Linked DNA regions of Mus musculus: region 2 is linked to region 1. A link is a loop called in an ENCODE intact Hi-C map of the cell type or tissue named here. Cell type or tissue: heart. All regions are shown on one strand.

Region 1 (8,000 bases):
GCTGAATGCTTAAAATACCTTGCTTTTATAGAGGACCTGAATTTAGTTCCCAGCACCTATATGGTGTCTCACAACCATTTGTAACTCTACTTCCAGGGAATCCAACATCCTCTTAAAGCCTCCTTGTGTACCAGACATACACATGGTACACATATATATATAGTCAGCCAAAATGCTAATGCATAAAGAAATCTACCCCATTTTTAAGGTTGGAAGCCTGTTTATTTCATGAATGATGAGAAATGGTCATTCTGGCAGAAGACTGTAATATCAGTATTTGGGAGGCTGAGGCAAGCCTGGACCACAGAACAAGATTCTAATCTTAAAAAAAAACTCACAAATTAAATTCTGCCTTACAGAAACATCTTAACTATATCACCATCCTTATGTATCTGAGGCTGGCTTTGAATTTAATATACAGCTGAGGCTGCCCTTGAATTCCCAATTCTACCACATTCACTTCACAAGTGTTGGGAGTACAGGTGTGTGCCATCATATCCGGCCAAATTACACCTTTTAAGTTTCAAGGTAAACTGGCTTAGAAACAAAACTATATGCTAAAACTGGAGCATTAAATGACATAGTAGCACTGGGATTATAGAATTCTCAAAGAATTAGTGAAATATATTTAAAAAAAAACTGCAATTCTTGCCACCTACAACAAGCAGTAGAGCTGGTCCCAAGGCCATGAGAGCCCTGGGTAGCACAACAGAGCTGGCCCTGGTGGTGTGGGGCGGGTAAGCCACTTCAGAAGGCCTGAGAGTGAGAGAGCTGGCTCTGTTCTCTTGCCAGTCTGGGCAGTAGTTGAGCTATCCACTACTTGGGGCAGTGCTGGAGAGTCTGTCCTGGTCATGTGGGTGTGGGAGAGCTGCTGGGCTAACCAGCTAAGCTACCACCCAAATCTGGATTTTGAGTTGTCTCACCCCAACATCTACACCACCTATGAACTGCTGTAGCATGTGAAGGGACTGGTCTTACAGATTAAAAACTGCAGGATTTCCATGACACAGGGCAGCAACAGGATATATCCAAGAGAGGTCCTGGTGAAGATCCAATATTGATAGTGTAGCAGAAGCCAAAGTCCTCGAAATGACCATTTGTAAGTAAAAAGTGTGGGAAAAGGCTATACTGTGGGACACACTACAGCTTCCACAATGAGATGTTGTTTGTTTTCTTTTGGAGGGTTGGTGCAATGATGGAAGGTGGGTATAAAGGGATGGGGAGAGGAATATGGGATTGGCATGCATGATGAGAAACTCATAAAGAACAATAAAAAATACTGGAATGTTTATTACTACCATAAGAAAAAGGCACTCATTAAAGTATTTAATAAAATGATAAATACATGACACATTTTAGCTTTACCTCCTTTCCTTATGAAAACCAAGGGAAAGACTAGGGATGTAGATCAGCGGTAGACCACTAACCTAACAGCGGTAAAGCCCCAGGTCTCTCTCTCCCAGCAATGAAGAGAGATTAACAAATCAAGCCAACAACATGATTCTACCTATCATCTCACTGGCAGAAGCTCTATGAAGCTTATGAGGTGGTACCATGCCAAGGTACCCAAAATATTTTCAGGAGAGATTAACTGGTGTTTTCGTATCAATAATTAATGACTGCTTGAGGTGTTAAGAGAAGGAAAAGCAAATATCTCAGCAACATACAAAGTAACAATTTCAGTGAGTTGAGTTTGGAAAATCAGAGAAGGTTTCCCGGGAATTAAGTAAACCTCAAAACAAAACAATGGCTGAAAAGCCTAGAAAGGTAGAACAAAAGCAGTTAAGAAGGAAGCAGGATAAACTTAAGTCCTGAGGTGTGGAAATAAGTCATGGCTTTGAGGGACCAGTTAGTTGCCTGGATGTTGCTTTAATATAGGTTAGGTGGAAGATAAAGTAGAGATCAAGGGCCAAAAATTGGGAATCTGACTGAATTTTTAAGGACCCTGGATTTTGGCCTGCAAACTGCAACCTAAAGAATGGATTAAAGTAAAGTTAATGATTCTAGTTAGGAAACTACTCCAACCAACTAAGTACAGAAATTCAAGCCGATGAGCCTCAAACCACCAGGCAAATGAAAAAGGAGGAGGAGGAGGAGGAGGAAGAGGAAGGAGAGGAAGAGGAAGAGAAGAAGAAGAAGACATCAAAGACCATACATTGTATGATTCCATTTATGTGAACTATCCAGAAAAGGCAATCTTGCAGAGATAGAAGGTGAGTTGGTACATAGGGCTTGTTGGTACATGCCTGTAGTCGCTTCACTTAGGGGATGGAGCCATACGTATCAGTAATTTAAGGCTTGTCATGCTCAGTTCCATCATATGTCTGAGGCTATTTGGGACTGTCAAAGAGAGACAGAAAACAGAGAGAAGAGGGATAGTAGTTACCTGCTGACATATTAAGGGAAGAGGTACTGTGAATAGGCAAAAAGGTAATTTTTTGGGCTATGGAACTATTCCTTAAAACTGTTTTTTTTTTTTAAAAAATTCATTTATTTATTATATGTAAGTACACTGTAGCTGTCTTCAGACACTCCAGAAGAGGGCATCAGATTTCGTTTAGGCTGGTTGTGAGCCACCATGTGGTTGCTGGGATTTGAACTCAGGACCTTTGGAAGAGCAGTCGGCGCTCTTAACCACTGAGCCATCTCACCAGCCCCTAAAACTGGTTTTCAATACTATTTAATTTACAAAAGTCATCACTGAACAAGTAAGTGGGGAGAAATCCACTTGTGAATGAAAAAAGCAAAACAAAACAAAAACAAAACATTTTTTTCCAGAGGGACAACAGGAACAAAGGGTATGTGGTGTATTGATGAAATATATAAGGGCAACTCAAGTTTCTAGCCTGAAGGGTAGAGGTGACATTGGTACTATTAAAGGGAAAGAAGCAAAGGAAGAGGTCATTTAGGTAGTCAGGTGAAGGGGCTGCTTATCTTAACTGTGTGCTAGTCTCCAAGCACTGGGTACCAGGAATCTGAGCCAGCCAGTAGCCTCCTTTGTCATGTTTACAATGTAATGTTCTCATTACAAAGTAGTAATGAGAAGCTAGGGTGGACAGAACAATTTTAAGTGAACACTGACTGTTTTTACGATCACATATAGATAAGAAACGCTTGATTTAGGACACATTTCTTTCTACTTGCTCTATAATAAATGAACTTACAGCTTACGTATCACGATGGAAATCTTGAGAAGCAAAAATTTTGGTTTTGCATCACTTGCTCCTGCTTATCAAAGAGCTGGAATTAAAGCATCATCGGAAAGTGACCATTACAAACGTAATCAAAGTACCGAAGTTAATCCAGGTGAAGCTCAAGTTAGTAAAAAAGCAAAACAAACTCACAATCCCGGTGATACTTTAAATAAATAATACTACAATTAAAAACTTTCACAATATAAATTGTGTCACAGAAAATTCGAATATAATGCAGCTTCCTTTTGGTAAGAGTGAGATTTGAACTGTCTACAAACCAATCTTGTTTGTGATAGCAAGATTTCGGCTATTATGTATGTCAAACAAGGAAAACATAACCAACAAGTACTTAAGGCCGTTTTGATTTGAAACATGACTCAGGAGTCATGGGTGTGGCTTCAAGCCTCTGCCTTCAGTCGCAGTTTTCTCATTTGTTAACAATGGCCAGGGCACAGTTGGGTAAGTTTTGCTATTTTCACTGGGTTAATGATTCTCAGTATACAGAGAAGGGCAGGGCAAGGGAAAGGACAGACACCTGCTCACTGCAGTCTGCCTAAACGCCCACAGTCAACAAGCAGGACTGTGCAGGCTTCTGTAAGCCGGGCATTCCAGGCTAGTGGTACAGCAGCTCCAGAGTTTGTTCAACAACTCAAAAGGGAGGTCCGCGAGGGAGGACCATTTAAGACCTTCTCGCTTCTGACTGCCTACCTTCACTGCGTACAACTTGCCGCCTTTCTGTCCCAGGTACACTTTCCCGAATGCACCACGGCTAATGGGCTTCACTATGGTGAACTCCTCAATGGAGGGTGGTCTTGGTACCGGGATCCTACTCACGCACTCCTCTATCGCCGCACCTCCTTCATTCTCCTCACTTGCCGAGGCGGACTCCATTGCTGCACAGCTCGCCCTGCAGCAGCAACTCCCGCCAGCTAGATTCAAAAGGTTTCGCCTACGCCGGACGCCTCCCGTGACGTCACCGCGCGTCTGCGCTCTGCCGGCTCCCTGTAAGCAGGCATCGACGGGTGGGGGCCGGCGGCACTGCTGGGCGCAGTCTGCGGAGCGCTAGGCGGAGCCGGCGGCGCTGCCGGAAGGGGCGCTGGGCGGGGCTCAGCCGCGGATACACGGGCTGTTTTTGTGACGAGGCAGTGCATTCTGGCCAATGAGCAAGGGACTAAGACTTTATGTAGTCTGGTGGGGTCCTTCCGAGTCTCAGTCAAGATCTGCAGTTCTCCCTCCCTCCGCATGAGCTAGAAGCCAGGCCGACTGTTAAGTAAAGCAATGGCTAGGGATGATGTGTGGAAGCTAGCGAAGCCACAGAATGTGGAGAGCCTGGGTGAGCGTTAAGTGCGTTTGACCGCGTACTGAATTCAGAAACAGAGTAGGAGCGACTAGAAGAACATCCAATTTATTGTGGAGGTGGTGATAGGAACCTCGAAAAACCACCCCAAAGTGACAGAGTCCCCGGAAGAGGCGGAGCGCTGACGGGCGGGGGCGGGGTGAACGCGGAGGCTTGCTCCGGAAGCACTGTACCTATGGTCTTCCGGGGCAGATGTCGTCGTAGCAGCTGTCGGGAGGGGAAGCCATTTTTTCGTTTCTGGGAGGAGTAAGGGAGAAACTGGGAGAAAAGCAAAGAGAAATAAAGAGAAAATAAAAGGGCTCAGCCCCTTTCCTCGGAGCTGAAGCTAAGAAGCAGTTTCGGCTGGCCGGTAAGATCTCGAGGGCCCGGAGATGTTCTCCCTGTCGAGCACTGTGCAGCCTCAGGTGAGCCCAGCATTCAGGCGTTTTCCTGCGTCCCTTTTGCGACTTTTCCCCGGATGCTGTAGTAGAATCGGTGTTTCTGAAGCAAAATTAGTGAGGGAAGCGACGAACCCTGTTTGAGTCGCAGGCTGAAAAGGAGATCAGGGGACAGTGCTGAGACTATGACCTGACACTAACCGTGGTGAACATCACATAGCGTATCCACTGGCTTGCACAGAATTTCTGTTGACAATTCAGGGACTGTTTAGGGTTGGACAGTCTGAGATGGGGATTTGTGAAATCTGCGAGAAAGGTAAAGAAGACAGTGTTCTTTCCATCCATCTATTTCTGATTACCCTTTTTTCCTTTCAAGCCGAATTTAGTTCAAACATACTCTAATAATTCGAATAGCATCACAATTTCTTTCTTTCTGGGTAGAATTAACTTGTGCACATTTTTGAATCATTAGATTCTTGCAATTAAATTTTAAACATTTTTTAAAAAATCAGGACCCAAATTATGTTAATTTTTCCTTGTTTCATTAAAATTTGTTTTCTTTTTGGGGGGGAAGGTGTTAACAATGTTTAATTAATTAATTAATTATATTTTATTTTTTGAGGCGAGGTTTCATTGTCTATCTTTGCTGTCCTAGTCCTTATTATGTCCAGGCTGGCCTCCTAAGTGTTGGGATCATGGCTCCCACCACCATCACACCAGATGCACCATCAACTTGTCTTGAGGATTATTCCTTGGGAGGCAGGCAGAGAATCTAGAGATGTTACATAGTGAGACTTGTCTCAAAAGACTGCCCCCCCAAATGTTCGTTACATCTTACTACCTGCCTCTTTTTGTGTTCCTATGGAATTGGTAGACTAATGGAGAAAGGAATTGCTTAGCTGCTACTTAGGCAGCAAGCGAACCAAGCAAATGTAGATTTCTCCTAGTCACTGGAAATAAAGATGAACAATAAACGGATATTTCGCCGGGCGTGGTGGCGCACGCCTTTAATTCCAGCACTTGGGAGGCAGAGGCAGGCGGATCTCTGAGTTCAAGGCCAGCTTGGTCTACAAAGTAAGTTCCAGGACAGTCAGGGCTACACAGAGAAACCCTGTCTCGAAAAACCATAAGTAAATAAATAAATAAATAAACGGGAATTTCAGGCAGACAGAAAAATATAAATATAAAATCCTGTGAGGAACAAAAGTCAGGCCCATGTGGCAAGAACAGAGTGGCTAAAGGGAGGTTGGAGAGAAGCCTTGAGGCAGTTACAGAGTTCGATTCATTTGATTTCTGTGACCAGGTTGTCATTTGGAGGCTTGCTCTGGCTTCTTGTGTGGAGAATATGAAAGGGCAAAAGTGTAAGTGTTGTAGATTTAAGGATGCTGTTGCTCTGACACAGGAAAGGCATTCAGTAATTATGGAAAAGAAATTGCTTTGTCTAGTGTGGCACCTCTAATTCCAGACTTGGTGAGAGGGTCAAGAGGATTAGGATTTGGCAGCCAACCTGTCTCACAAAAATTAAAGTAGAGAAGAAAAGAAGTAATAGAATTTCACTCAGTGTAAGTGGGAGAGATGGTGGAAAGTGATATTTCTGTGTTGGTCAGCTTGATACAAGAAAATGCTGTTTTTTTAGGATGACAGTGTCTGGAGAAGTTTTAGTAATTAAAGATGTCTGATAGAGACTGTTGAATATAATATTAATTTATATGAAGAAAGCATGGTGAATAGTATACCATCATGAGGTAGACAGCATAACATGGTAGAAGAGCAAAAGAACAAGGGGGAAACCCACTCTGGTGGCGTAAAGACTGGATTTCCATGGCTTATATACTTGCTTATTGTGGGTTTTGTACAACCCCATGTAGCACAGAGCAGTTTGTAGTTCTGTGCTATTCTTCCTAGCTAATCGCCTTCCACCTCTTACTGCTGTTATAGTGGAAACTGAATTAAGCATAATTTTTAAAGGGACTCTGCGTTCACAGCAAGAAGTATAACACTGGCTAATTTTAATGTCAGGGGTTGAATTAGTTAAATTATTAGACTTGGTTTATAATCAGAGCCGATTATTTTATTCACTTAACAAAAATGCCTATTTAGCATTCTCTGTATTCACACTTGTCATGGGTTGCAACATAGAATACTAAAGTAGAAAAAATACTTGCCATATGGAGTTTATCTTTTAGTTGGATAATATGCTACAACAAAAGAAATTCTTAATTTTTGTAGTCTTCCTTGTGCCAAGCTTCTGTTGTATTCTTAGAATTTCTTGAGTTATGAAGCTTATGATTTCATAAGCTCCATGGATTACATTTGTGTTTGTCCTAACGAGATAACTTGAATCTGCAAATAGTCCTGGAATGGGACTAGTCAGACCAGATAATTTCATCATACTGTAATTCCCACTTTTGGAGGCAGTAATTGTTGAGCCGCTGGGTGGTGAGTTCCTGTGCAGAAGGGTTTTACATTGTAACTCCATAGAGGGTGTCCTCCACTGGGTGTTCTTTCCAGGCCTTGCCATATGTACTTCTTTCAGATGTTCTTATGGCTGGTAAATGTAAGGAAAGTGTTTTCATGTGTTCTTTGAGCCATTTCTAACACAGGGAATGAAGGGACATGTTATGAAGTGAGGTAATATAAAAACCAAACTGTAGAAGATTTTCAAGTTCTACAAGTGTTAGATTTTAAGCAGAAGCATGACCTAGCAGACTTTCATGATGGTGACTTTTATCTCTTGCTGGTAGTGTGGTACAGCTGGGGAAGGGCAGAAACAGATTAGCTAGTGGGATTTAGAGCAAGATGGTGGCAAAAAATCAGAAAATTCTTGGTGTGAACTTTTGCTTTTAATGTTTGTGAAGCTTTATTTTGCCCCCTCCCTAATAGTTGTTTTCTCCAGCTTTTTCCCATTTGTTTTAAATTTATGTTGAAAAAAATTGTTTTATTAGTGTGCATCATTTGTCAAATTACTTCCTTAGAATAAATTTCTAGAAAGTAGACTTTAGAGAATGAAAGTCTATGTATTTCAAGTTAATTAATTTTTGTGTCAGTGTGTAGTCCTCCTGACTGGCCTTG
Region 2 (8,000 bases), 87 kb before region 1:
CAAACTTAATCTTTATTCATTTGTGCTTTGTTGGGCACATAAATGTAGCATTTTATGTTTTTAAGACCAAAAGTATTTTAAAAATAAAACATCTATAGCAATGCATAATCAAGAATACTGCAAATTGCTGGGCAGTGGTGGCGCACGCCTTTAATCCCAGCACTCGGGAGGCAGAGGCAGGGGGATTTCTGTGTTTGAGGTCCACCTGGTCTACAGAGTGAGTTCCAGGACAGCCAGGGCTATACAGAGAAACCCTGTCTCGAAAAACCAAAAACAAACAAAAACAAAAAACAAAGAAGAATACTGCAAATTAAGTAATATACAAAAATACTTAAAGACATTAAACAGTGTCTCATGGGATCAAATTTTCAGTTAGAATTGTAACTTCACATAATTAGAAGACAGTTTGGGAACTGACTCCATCTATCACATTCATGAATATATTACAGCAGGACTTAACATGTTAAATCAACAAAGCTTACAAATTGCTTTTTTAAAATTTATTTTCGCCAGGCGCGGTGGTGCACCCCTTTAATCCCAGCACTTGGGAGACAGAGGCAGGTGGATTTCTGAGTTCGAGGCCAGTCTGGTCTACAAAGTGAGTTCCAGGACAGCCAGGACTATACAGAGAAACCCTGTCTCAAAAAACCAAAAAAAAAAAAAATATTTTCAATATGTGTATGTGTGTGTGCCTGTTGTGTGAGTATCTGCACACATGTGCATGTGCCTGTAGAGGTCAGAGGAGTCATATCTCCTGGATCTGGAGTTTCTGGTGGGTGTGGGCCCCATAATGTGGGCTCCAGGACTCACCTTTGGTCCTATAGAGGAGCAGTGCAGTTCTTGACTGTTGAGTGAGCTCTCTAACCCCAAACAAGACCTTTTCTAAAAATCAGATGTATTTATTCTTTGTTACCAGTGTGAGTGTTTTGCCTACAAGATATATACCCCACATGGCTGTGTGGTACCAGAGGAAGTCAGAAGAGGGCATTGGATCCCCAAGAACTGATGTTACTAGAGGTTGTTAACCCCTGCATGAGTGCTAGGAACCAAACTTGGATCCGTTGCAAGAGCAACCAGTGCTCTGAAGTACTGAGACTAATCTCTAGAGTTTTGTTGTTGTTGGTGGTGTTTTTTTTTTTTTTTTTTTTTTGTGTTAAAGACAGGGTCTGTCAATATGACTGTACAAGAATACACCATGTAGACCAGGCTGGCCTTGAACTCACAGAAACTTGACTGTCTCTCTGAGTGCTATGATTAAAGTCATGCAACACCATCTCTCTTTCTATTTTTAGCTGAGAATCTCACTATTTTGGAAATGCTTGTTTGAACTCCTGAGTTAAGGGTGTGATTCTCATGTCTCTGTTTCCCTTGTGTATGTGTAAGCCAGAGTACAACTTTTGGGCATTAGTTCTTGACTGCCAACATGTGGGTTCTGGAAACTGAACTCAGGTTGTTAAGTTGGTGGCAAGCACTTTTACGCACTGAGCCATATCACTGGCCCTTGACTCATTACTTTCAAAAAAAATTAATTTCTTTAAGGAATATGTGAAAAATGTATATGTCTATGTGATCATATATTTTATATCTACATATATACATACATTCTATAATATTTAAACTAGGTTAAACACATCAATTTAAAACAAGATATTTAAATTTTTTTTTTAATTTTTTATTAGGTATTTAGCTCATTTACATTTCCAATGCTATACCAAAAGTCCCCCATACCCACCCACCCCCACTCCCCTACCCACCCACTCCCCCTTTTTGGCTCTGGCGTTCCCCTGTACTGGGGCATATAAAGTTTGCGTGTCCAATGGGCCTCTCTTTCCAGTGATGGCCGACTAGGTCATCTTTTGATACATATGCAGCTAGAGTCAAGAGCTCCGGGGTACTGGTTAGTTCATAATGTTGTAAAACAAGATATTTAAATATTTTAATAATTGTTTTTTAATGAGTATTAGTGTTTTGGGTACATGTTTTGGGTATATCTATGCCTGGTACCTAAGGAAGCAGGAAGAGGGTGTCAGAGCCCATGAAACTACAGTTACAGACATTGTGAGCCACCATGTGGGTGCTGGGAATTGAACCTGGGTCTTCTGGAAGAGTGGTCAGTGCTCTTAACCAGAGCTATCTATCTCCTTGAATTTTTTCTTTGAAATAAAAACATCACATTTTCCTTCCAGTTTTTGAAACATACCACACATGATTATCTAGTCATTCCACTATATCACATCAGAGCTTCTACTCTTATCCATTTATAACTTATTCCCATGAGTTAAATTCCCACAATTTTCTTCTACTTCCTGCTCCACATCTTGGTAACTATCCTACGTGCAACTTCTCTCAAGTAATAGGCAGCTGTGTTAGTTTGAGTTATTATTGCAGTGATGAAACACCATAACTCGGGATGCAGAAGCAGGTGTATTTCTGAGTTCGAGGCCAGCCTGGTCTACAGAGTGAGTTCCAGGACAGCCAGGGCTATACAGAGAAACCCTGTCTTGAAAACAACAACAACAAATTATAATAAATAAATTCAGTGCAATCACTGGCAAAATATGCTGTCATTAGTCTGTCATTAGTAACTAATGATCTACAGAACCAGTAGGGTAGCTCATTACATAAGTCTAATGAGCAGTTGTCGAAATCAAGTATTAAAAATAAACACCCAACACTTTTTCAGAATATATATACCTGAGTATACTAGGAGTGACTGAGAAGCACCCAAGTTCAAGAAAAGAGTAGGTGAGGCAAAGATAAACACACAAAGCGTTCTCATGTTGAGAAGGTTAGAAAACTTGTGTTTCCCTTTTACATGATTAGGACAAGTCACATATTCATAGCAGGTTTTATGATTTGACTGACACTCGCTTGCTAAATCATTAAATTTTAGGACCTTGGGCAAGTCAACTATCATTTCCTCATCTATCAACACCTTACAGTGCTTTTGAAACAGATCATACGTTTGCCAAACATCACACATATGAAGGCGGTGAAGTACTAGGGAGCGGTTCTCTAGTGAAGCCTGCGTTCCTCCAGTGCCTTTGGTCTTTTTGATTAAACGATCAGTGAGTCCGGAACTGTTTCTGGGGTACTTTTGAATACAGGCCGCATGAGCCCTGAAAGAACTCTTCAGACGACACTGTTCTCAATACCCAGATAAACAAGCTATGTCAGAGGATTCCTTTCTGCTCGAAGCTTAAGAAGTACTTCGGAGACGCCCCAAACGCAATCCGGAAGAAAGGAACTTCCGCCACACACAGGAAGGGTGGGCTACAAGGAAAAACCGAACCGGAACCGGAGGGGGACTACGCCAGCCTACAGAGGAAGGTGTCCGGAAGCGCCGGGGGACTACAGTTCCCATAAGCCCGCGGGGGCAAGGTGCGGGGCAGGCGTCGAGACAAAACGGACAGGCCTTGCCAGTCATTTGGCTATATCAAGGTAAATGCCGACATCGCGGCTCCAAGGGAAGAGTGACTTATAGTTCGCAACTAGATTTTTACGAGTAATCTTCCCAACCCATCCTAAACCGACAAAACTGACGTTCCCAGCGGGGCGTCCTTGAGATTTCCAGGCCACGGCACTCTACGCCTGCGGGGAGCTTCCTAAGTGCCTACAACGCGGGCATTACGTTGTTCACCGACCATCTCCATCCCTAGCCTCCGGCGGAGCTGGACGTGGCTGTGCCTGTCTCCTGGGCCTGGAGAGTGGGTAGTGGAGGTGTTGCGCAGCAGGCCGCCACCGCTCACCTTTGCTCTCTCCGCGGCCACCCTTGGGGCCAGACGGTGAAAGCTGTCCCAGACTTGGGGGCCAGGGCTAAGCCCTTCCATCCTTGCCCTTAATCCTCCCTTTCTCCCCTTTAGCGTGTTGTATATCCACAGAAGAGGTCAAGTGCCTTCTCCTAGGTCACAGAGAGTAAATGTCAAAAGAAGTTTTGAAGCCACTTTTATGATTCACTCCCTTCTCCGGTTTAACCCCGAGGCTAGGCATTGAGGACCACCGACTCTTGTGTTTTTCTTTTCTTTAAACACTAGCGGTATCCAGGGGCCACCTTTAGGACCTGGCATAGAATCCTAGCGCGTCACCAGGCTTGCTGTCCTCAGCCCGAACATAAACAAGCACCGGGTTCTCCACAGACCAACCCCAGCCGGAGCGCCTTGCAGCCTCTTTTCCCCTCCTCTGAGAACGCGCAGCCCGTGCACGTCACCGCGGCGGAGCGGGTGGGTGGGGTTTGCTGCACGGCGGCCGCGGCGGCGGAGGCTAGTGGGTCCTCCGGTGACTCTGGGGCGGGGCTGTGGGGCGGCTGCCCACCGACGGCAGAACTTCTCAGGAATGGGGGGTGTGATTGGTTGGCCGGCATCTTCCGGGTGGGAGAAAGGGTCCGCTATCACGGGCGGCTCAACCTCCAAGGCCTGCTGCTAGAGATGCTCTTCCTCGCGGTGAGTTGTTTGGCTGTTTTTGTTGGCTGGGATGTACTCTTAGACACGCCCCACGAAGGAGGAAGGAACCGGGCCACCTGAGTTGATGTGGCCTTGATTGGGCAGGCAAAGGGGAATTGACCAGCTATGCTCCTGTCATTAATCCGCTGCTGCGCTCGGTGTTCAGTTTCATGCAGGCTCTTGGGGAAGCTGGTGCTGCTGCTGCTGTGTGATTACCGCGGACAGACCTTGGGACCGAGGCCGGCGCTGGCAGCTGGAGATGGCGGACACACCGTCAGTGTATGAAACCAGATTTGAGGCGGCCGTGAAGGTGATCCAGAGTTTGCCGAAAAATGGTATGTGCAGTGGGCTCTAGGTAAAAGACCTTTTCCAGCTGCTTCTAGTCTACCTTATTTAGCGCCCCCTCTCGCTCTGTCATTAAAAGAAATGTAATTGAAAGAAATGTAATTGAAAGAATGGTATTGAATGCTAATTAATTACCGCTGATTTTTGAGGCCAAAGGCGACGTATTATCTAGGTTTTAAGTAGTTTATATTCTTGAGAACAAGTCTTATCACTTAATGACTGTGGATTTGGGAAAGTTAAAAAACAAAAACAAAAACTGGGGAGGGATGTCTGGTGCTACCTAACTCAAAAGTGTAATCCGAACCTTCAGAAACTTTGATATGAAGCGGAAAGGAAAGGACAACTATATTCTCGTGTAAAATGATTATTTTGACTATGATGTGTCAGGTACGGTTTTCTTTGTGTGTATCCTGGCAACAGCTTGTAAAACTTTTTATAATTTTGTCTGACCAGTGTTAAGGATTTTTTTTTCCATCACTAAATTTTTTTTTCAGTGTTCTAAATAGAGAAGCTTGGGAAGAGAGACTTTTACTTTGAAATTTTATATCCATTTGCATTGTGATTTACTTTTCATAATAAATTAGATTAAAATTATCTTAAGCATTTTTATTGTGTGTGCTAGATTTGTAGGCCAAGTCAAACATAACATTACTATATTTGTATAGTATTTAATGTCTTCCCACTTTTCTTTTCTTTTTCTTTTTTTTTTTTTTTTTTTTTTTTCGAGACAGGGTTTCTCCGTGTAGCCCTGGCTGTCCTGGAACTCACTTTGTAGACCAGGCTGGTCTCGAACTCAGAAATCCGCCTGCCTCTGCCTCCCAAGTGCTGGGATTAAAGGCGTGTGCCACCATTGCCCAGCTATCTTCCCACTTTTCATGTATCATCATTTGGCTAAAAAATTAGTAGTAAGCATAGTTCATTCCAGTAAGAAATTTTCCGGAGGCATAGTTTTGGAAGCTTGTAGGGCATGTGTTGGCATGTACAAAGCCCTTATTTAGTTCCTGCACACCTTCAGAATCAGTGGCACAGGCTGCTTTGCGATGCCAGCTTTCTTGGAGGATCAGGAGGGCTGGAGCTTTGATTTGGCAGTGGATCACTTGCTTACTGTGTAGAAGCTCTAGGCTCCATGGTGTTGTCTATGTTTCACTTTGTATTGGAGGAGAACACAGTGAAGACTAAAGGGTAAGTCCAAATAAGCTGAAGGAAGGAAGGAGTAATAAGACCAGTGTGGTGATGGATGCCTTTAATCTCAGGACTCCAGAGGCAAAGGCAGTTGGATCTTACGAGTTCAAGGCCAGTCTGATCTGGATAATGAGAACCTGTCTCAAAAAACAAAAAAGAAAATAGCATAAGAACTCAATTAGACATTTACTAAAAAAATTGTTTTAAATTTTATTTACATTGGTGTTCTGCCCCCAAGTATGTCTGTGTGAGAATGTCCGATCCCCTGGAACTGGAGTTACAGTTATGATCATGAACTGTTATGTGGGCGCTGAGATTTGAACGCAGGTCCTTTGGAAGAGTGGCTAGTGCTCTTAACACTTGAGCCACCTCTCCAGCTCCAGATATGGAGATTTTTTAAATGTTCCACTAGGAGTATTTATAGGAAGGTATGATTTCAGAATTTCATGTAAGTAGTGTGTTCACTTCTCTAAGCCCTGCATTTGATATATCTTTGAAAATTGATGTTAGACCCAATCTTTCTATTCTTACTACTTCATTATTTTATATTCTATGTATTAAGAAATCTATATATAATGGAATGCAGGCTACCCAGTTTGGGTTACAAAGCAAGATCCAAGGTGTTTTGTTTTGTTTTTTGTTTTTGTTTTGTTTTTTTTTGTATTGAGAAATTAAGATAAACTTGTTAAATGGACCTTGCAACAGATGTGGTGTGCTGTGTCTCAGTGATAGAGGTTGCCAGGGACCTTGAGTTTAATATTCAAAGAAAAAAGGGTGGGGGCAGGCCTGGCTGGATGACAGAGTAGGCATTTAGCAGGCATGAAGCTATCAATAATAGAGACAACCCCCCTCCCTGTGGAAAAAGACAAAAAGGCACGTGTGCTAGTCAGCACTTAATGCACTGTCCCTAAAGCTAACTGATATATCTGAACAACATCTGCTACAATGATGCTAAATATCTTTGTAGTTTTTTTTTTTGTATTTTGTTTTTTAGACAAAAACTTGCTGTGTACCTCAAGCTGGCCTCAAATTTGGGAGATTTTCTTGTTCCTGCTTCTGAGTCCTAGGATTTTGGATGTGCTCTACCATGCATGGCTTGTAATACTTTATTTAGTGACTTGTTCACTTGTATTTCTTTACTTATTGGCAGTATTTGGGATTGAACCTTGGCCTTTCAACATCCGAAGCAAGTGCTCTGCCTTTATGCTGTCTTTCCAGAGTTATTTTAAATTATTTGGTTGGCTTTGAATTATTTTGCAATGAGATCTTGAAGCTGTTGTTATTTTTTGCCTAACTTTTATTTATAGTTTACAGTAATGAGGGTGAGGGAGGTGCTTCCTTGGTTAAGAGTGCTGCTGCTTTTTAGAAGACCCAAGTTTATTTCCCAGTGCCCATCCCACCTATAACTTCAGCTCTGGGGAGTGCACTGCCTTCTTCTGGCCTCCTCCAGTACTGGCATGCACTTACTTAGGATGTTGAAGGCCAAGCTTCAGTCCCCAATACTGCCAATAAATAAAGAAATACAAATAAATAAGCAGTTAAATAAATAAACTAGTATAAGCCATGCATGGTAGATCATATCTATAATCGTAGTGCACAAATAAAAATAAAATTACAGGGCTGTAGAGATGGCTCAGTGGTTAAGAGCACTGACTGCTCTTCCAGAGGTCCTGGGTTCAATTCCCAGCAACCACATGGTGGCTCACAGCCATCTGAAATGGGATCTGATGCCCTTCTCTGGTGTGTCTGAAGACAGCTACAGTGTACTTAAATATAATAAAATAAATCTTAAAAAAAAAAAATTCCCAGTAACCACATGGTGGCTCACAGCCATCTGTAATGGGATCCAATGACCTCTTCTGGTGTGTCTGAAGACAGCTACAGTGTATTCATACATAAAATAAATCTTTGAAAAAATAAAATTACAAACAAACCTAATTATGTAAGGATTGATAGACTCTTAGTTATTAGACATGTAAATTTAAACACATCTGTTGCTTATGTCATAGGAACATCCTTAGGACAGAAGTAATG

The links. A loop is a pair of places that touch in the nucleus more often than their neighbours do. Peaks named below come from ENCODE experiments on the same cell type or tissue, not always from the same donor. Only the 100,000 strongest peaks of a DNase experiment are listed, where the experiment ranks them.
Region 2: a loop joins it to region 1, with 5 times the contacts of the local background. A loop is called at or near these places in 9 of 42 quality-filtered maps.

Annotation. Positions count from the first base shown.
Region 1 is chr2:23,151,777-23,159,776 of GRCm38, forward strand. Mastl (microtubule associated serine/threonine kinase-like) reads right to left here and starts at 4,248. Exons shown (of 12, transcript NM_025979.4): 1 at 3,903-4,248. The coding sequence starts at 4,085. It overlaps Yme1l1 (YME1-like 1 (S. cerevisiae)), which reads left to right and starts at 4,729. Exons shown (of 19, transcript NM_013771.5): 1 at 4,729-4,955. The coding sequence starts at 4,923. In heart, CTCF peaks have their summits at 4,273 and 4,482; DNase peaks (open chromatin) are centred at 4,255 and 4,675; H3K4me3 peaks cover 3,152 bases; H3K27ac peaks cover 1,863 bases.
Region 2 is chr2:23,064,846-23,072,845 of GRCm38, forward strand. Acbd5 (acyl-Coenzyme A binding domain containing 5) reads left to right here and starts at 4,227. Exons shown (of 14, transcript NM_001355637.1): 1 at 4,227-4,439; 2 at 4,606-4,774. The coding sequence starts at 4,425. In heart, CTCF peaks have their summits at 3,275, 3,476 and 4,826; DNase peaks (open chromatin) are centred at 3,316 and 4,216; H3K4me3 peaks cover 2,909 bases; H3K27ac peaks cover 2,375 bases.